Linked DNA regions of Homo sapiens: region 2 is linked to region 1. Evidence: read pairs that join two places in POLR2A ChIA-PET (ENCODE). Cell type or tissue: PC-3. All regions are shown on one strand. Links, peaks and the distances in the headings refer to the core of each region. The heading gives the core; the rest is flanking DNA.

Region 1 (2,813 bases), core at 241-2,740:
AAGTAGCTGGGATTACAGGCGTGTGCCACCATGCCCAGCTAATTTTGTATTTTTTTCTTTTTCTTTTTTTTTTTTTTTTTTGAGACAGAGTCCTGCTCTGCCACCCGGAATGGAGTGCAATGGCATGATCTCAGCTCACTGCAACCTCCGCCTCCTCGGTTCAAGCAATTCTCCTGCCTCAGCCTCCCAAGTAGCTGGGACTACAGGCGCCTGCCACCACATCTGGCTAATTTCTTTTTTTTTTTTTTTTGAGACAGAGTTTCGCTCTTGTTGCCTAGGCTGGAGTGCAATGGCGCAATCTTGGCTCACTGCAACCTCCACCTCCCAGGTTCAAGCGATTCTCCTACCTCAGCCTCCTGAGTAGCTGGGATTACAAACATGCGCCACCATGCCCAGCTAATTTTTGTACTTTCAGTAGAGATGGAGTTTCTCCATGTTGGTCAGGCTGGTCTCGAACTCCCAACCTCAGGTGATCCACCCACCTCAGCCTCCCAAAGTGCTGGGATTACAGGCGTGAGCCACCGCGCCCGGCTAATTTTTGTATTTTTAATAGAGACGGGGTTTCACCATATTGGCCAGACTGGTCTCGAACTCCTGACCTCATGATCCGCCTGCCTCGGCCTCCAAAGTGCTAGGATTACAGGCGTCAGCCAAGGCGCCTGGCCATTTTTTTTCTTTTTTTTCTAAACAGAGTCTCACTCTCGTCAGGCTGGAGTGCAGTGGCGCGATCTTGGCTCAGTCCAACCTCTGCCTCCCGGGTTCAAGCGATTCTCATCCCTCAGCCTCCCGAGTAGCTGAGTCTCTATGCCCGTGCCACCATGCCCAGCTAATTCTTGTATTTTTAGTAGAGACGGGATTTCACCAGCGTCTGGCCAGGATGGTCTCAATCTCTTGACCTCATGATCTGCCCACCTCAGCCTCTCAAAGTGCTGGGATTACAGGCGTGAGCCACCACACCCGGCCTTAATGTTTTTTTTTTTTTTAAACAGAGACAGGGTTTCGCCATGTTGCCAAGGCTGATCTCTCAAACTCTTGAGCTCAGATGATCCTCCTGCCTGCCTTGTCCTCCCAGAGTGCTGGGATTACAGGCGTGAGCCACCGTGCCCGGCCTAATTTTTGTATTTTTAATAGAGACAGGGTTTCACCATATTGGCCAGGCTGGTCTCGAACTCCTGACCTCATGATCCGCCTGTCTCGGTCTCCAAAGTGCTGGGATTACAGGCGTCAGCCAAGGCGCCTGGCCATTTTTTTTCTTTTTTTTCTAAACAGAGTCTCACTCTCATCAGGCTGGAGTGCAGTGGCGCAATCTCGGCTCACCCCAACCTCTGCCTCCCGGGTTCAAGCGATTCTCCTGCCTGAGCCTCCCGAGTAGCTGGGTCTACATGCCCATGCAACCATGCCCAGCTAATTTTTGTATTTTTAATAGAGACGGGATATCACCAGCATCTGGCCAGGATGGTCTCGATCTCTTGACCTCGTTATCCGCCCACTTCAGCCTCCCAAAGTGCTGGAATTACAGACCCGAGCCACTGCACCGAGCCTATCTCAACATTTTGAACTTGTACTCGAAGACATCCTTTCAAAGTGCAGGTTGTAGAGTTTTAGGATGCTTTCTCATCTTGAACAAGCCAAGAAAACGTACAGCTATCTTGGGTCTCCTTTGATAGCAGAAGATAATAAGAGATCTAGCTAAGACCTGAGATACCTAAACTTGCCTTGCTATGGAATCTGCCTTGCAGGCACCTGGGCAGACCTAGAGTTGCTAGCCAGGATGTCATAGGATTCTCAAAGATGATGGAGGTTGCGTGAGTCATCACAGATGATGTCAGCTTTGATGTTATTGTTCTGAGGCTATCAGTTTATTTAACTGGTGACTGTGGTCTTTATCAGGAACTCTTAGCCTATCAAATGGTATTTATGGTGTTGAAAAATTAGTATTATTTTTTGAGACACAGTCTCACTCTGTTGCCCAAACTGTACCTGGGCCTATTGTTTTGTGTTTGTTTGTTTGTTTGTTTTTTGTCGCTCAGGCTGGAGTGCAGTAGCACGATTTAGGCTCACTGCAACCTCCGCCTCTCTGGTTCAAGCAATTCTTCTGTCTCAGCCTCCCAAGTAGCTGGGACTACAGGCGCCTGCCACCATGCCCGGCTAATCTTTGTATTTTTTTTTTAGTAGAGACGGGGCTTCACCATATTGGTCAGGCTGGTCTTGAACTCCTCTAACTTCAGGTGATCCGCCCACCTTGGCCTCCTCCCAAAGTGCTGGGATTACAGGCGTGAGCCATCGCGCCTGGCCCCTGGCCCTAATTTTTTACTTTTTTATTTATATATATTTAAAAAAAATTTTTTTTTATTTTTTTTTCGAGACTTCCGTCACCCAGGTTGGAGTGCCGTGGTGCAATCTTGGCTCACTGCAACCTCCACCTCCCAAGTTCAAGCAATTCTTGTGCCTCGGCCGGGTGTGGTGGCTCACGCCTGTAATCCCGGCACTTTGGGAGGCCGAGGCGGGTGGATCACGAGGTCAGGAGATCGAGACCATCCTGGCTAACACGGTGAAACCCCCCGTCTCTACTAAAAATACAAAAAAGTAGCTGGGCATGGTGGTGGGCTCCTGTAGTCCCAGCTGCTCAGGAGGCTGAGGCAGGAGAATGGCATGAACCTGGGAGGCGGAGGTTGCAGTGAGCTGAGATCACGCCACTGCACTCCAGCCTGGGCGACAGAGCAAGACTCCGTCTCAAAAAAAAAAAAAAAAAATTCTCGTGCCTCAGCCTCCCGAGTAGCTGGGATTATAGGCGCGTGCCACCGCGTCTGGCT
Region 2 (2,813 bases), core at 113-2,612, 240 kb before region 1:
TCATCAAAGTAGTATGGATGTGGACTATCTGCTGACATAATGGAATTAGCCTTTTATATAAAATGCTTTTTTAAACCATATGAAGTGTTCAGAGTGAAGTTGGTAACATTGTGGATATTTGGCTTCTTAAAGTCGTAAGGGCCCTGAGGATGTTGCCATTACTTTGGGTGATGGGACTCGTAAAGAATTAGGAAACTCAGAGAAAATGGCTCTATGGCCACATAAGCAGGTGTCATGGAATCTTTTAATCACTTCGTTGCCTTGGGCAAAACAGTAGACATAATGGAACTTTTTTTTTTTTTTAATAGAGTCTCGCTCTATTGCCAGACTGGAGTGCAGTGACACGATCTCGGCTTACTGCACCCTCCACCTCCCAGGTTCAGGTGAAACTCAGCCTCCTGAGTAGCTGGGATTACAGGCACTTGCCACCACACCCAGCTAATTTTTGTATTTTTAGTAGAGACGGTTTCACCATGTTGGCCAGGATGGTCTCGATCTCCTGACCTCGTGATCCACCCACCTTGGCCTGCCAAAGTGCTGGGATTATAGGCATGAGCCCCCACGCCCGGCCGATAATGGAACATTTCTAAAAAAATTTTTTTTTTTGGGGGGGTGACAGAGTCTTGCTCTGTCACCCAGGTTGGAGTGCAATGGCACAATCTCAGCTCACTGCACCCTCTGCCTCCTGGGTTCAAGTGATTCTCCTACCTCAGCCTCCTGAGTAGCTGGGATTACAGGCGCACACCACCATGCCTGACTACTTTTTGCGTTTTTAGTAGAGACAGGGTTTTGCCATGTTGGCCAGACTGTTCTCAAACTCCTGACCTCAAGTGATCCCCTGGCCTTGGCCTCCCAAAGTGCTGGGATTACAGGCATGAGCCACTGTGCCAGGCCCATTTCTAAATATTTTAAATGAACAGAATCTAAGCAGATACTATTCACTTAAAATATTTGTTGCACACCTATCTAGCACAATGCTTGACTGAGTGGGATCATACTGCTTTTGTCTTTAATAATTCACACAGTAGTACAAGGCAGAACCATCTTACATTATCTCTGGAACAAGACTGGCAATAATTTTTTTTAAAAATGAGTATGTATGTCATAAATGCCGTATCAGTTTTATCATCAAAACTCTGCAGGAGTTTAGAGAGAAGTCACATTTCCCTGAGGTATTAATCTAGTCAAATATTTATAATAGTATGGATTGTTTTTATGGCTGTAACATATAGCATATGAAAATGTTTATGTTAAATTAAAACATAGATTGCAATATAGTTATGAGTACAGTGTTATATACAATTTTTTAAAAGGCTAGAAAGACACCAAGATCTTAAGAAACAATTGTATCAGGTCAATTTGGGGAGGCTGAGAGGGAGGAAGGGAGGTGAAATTAGAAATATATATAATTTTTTATTTAGAAATATATGTTTAAAATAAATAATACAGTCACATAGTTTCAAAATTTAAAAAATAAACTGTTTTAGGTCTTGCCCTGGGTGATAGAGACACCAGTGACATAGAAATGACAATAGGAAAGGTAATAATAACTACCAGCATTTAAAAGTATACAGTAGTTTCCTTCCCATAATCACCCTCTACCACCTACTTCCCCTCACCTCCTCAAGACCACTATTATTGTGCATCCTGCAAGTGACGTTTTTTGTCTGATAAGCAAAGATATAGATTTATTATAGATCATTTATCTCTCTCTTTTACAAACTGTTCTGTACCTTGCTTTATTAACAATATATTGGACAGCTTTCTTTTTTAAATAACATTTTACAGTTTACTTACTCTTTGTAATTGTCTCATAGCATTATTTCATTAAATGGACTATCATAATTTATTTCACCAGTCTCTATTCCATGACTTTGCTATTACAAGCTGTGCTGTAATGAATAACATTATAGTTAACGTCATTTTGTACTTGTACGTATTATCTGAAGGATAAGGATAGGTTCCTAGAGGTAGAATTGCTGGATCAGTGCATTTGCATTTGTAATTTTGATAGATATAAATCAGTGGCATGCAATCATAATCACCTAGGGAACTTTTCTGAAGTTGTTATGTCTGCCTTTCCTAAAACCTGGGAGTTATTTCTTGTTGTTTTTTGGTTTTCTATAGATCTGGGATGGGGCTCAGGTATCTATATATTTTAAAGTGTCTAAACTGGGCTGGGCATGGTGGCTCATGCCTGTAACCCCAGCGCTTTGGGAGTCTGAGGTGGGTGGATCACTCGAGGTCAGGAGTTCGAGACCAACCTGGCCAACATGGTGAAACCTCCTCTCTACTAAACATACAAAAAAATTAGCCGGGCGTGGTGGCGCGCGCCTGTACTCCCAGCTATTTGGGAGGCTGAGGCATGGGAATTGCTTGAACTCGGGAGGCGGAGGTTGCAGTGAGCCAAGATTGCACCACTGCACTCCAGCCTGAGCAACAGAGCGAGACTGTCTCAAAAAACAAACAATAAACAACAACAACAAAAAAACCCAAGTGTCTAGAGTGATTCTGATGTTTATCTCAGAAGAAAGAGGAGAGGCTCAACATTGTAAAATGGAATGTGGTACGCAGAAGCATATTTAGGCTTGGCTCGGTGGCTTATACCTGTAATCCCACCGCTTTGGGAGGCTGAGGCAGGAGGGTCACTTGAGCCCCAGGGGTTTGAGACTAGCCCGGGCAACACAGGGAGACCCTTTCTCTACAAAAAAAAAAAAATGTAAAAATTAGCCACATGTGGTGGTGCGCACCTGTAGTCCCAGCTAGTTGGGAGGCTGAGGTGGGAGGATCACTTGAGCCCAGCAGGTTGAGGC

The links. Peaks named below come from ENCODE experiments on the same cell type or tissue, not always from the same donor. Only the 100,000 strongest peaks of a DNase experiment are listed, where the experiment ranks them.
Region 2: POLR2A ChIA-PET joins it to region 1 with 11 read pairs; 3 of 35 experiments call an interaction of 5 or more read pairs at or near these places.

Annotation. Positions count from the first base shown.
Region 1 is chr9:34,078,361-34,081,173 of GRCh38, reverse strand. No RefSeq gene overlaps it. Among named protein-coding and RNA genes, the nearest start is that of UBAP2, 31 kb to the right of the region's middle. In PC-3, for the core only: no CTCF peak of the experiment used is centred there; a DNase peak (open chromatin) is centred at 1,793.
Region 2 is chr9:34,313,828-34,316,640 of GRCh38, reverse strand. The region is part of intron 1 of KIF24 (kinesin family member 24); the gene reads left to right. Among named protein-coding and RNA genes, the nearest start is that of KIF24, 14 kb to the left of the region's middle. In PC-3, for the core only: no CTCF peak of the experiment used is centred there; no DNase peak of the experiment used is centred there.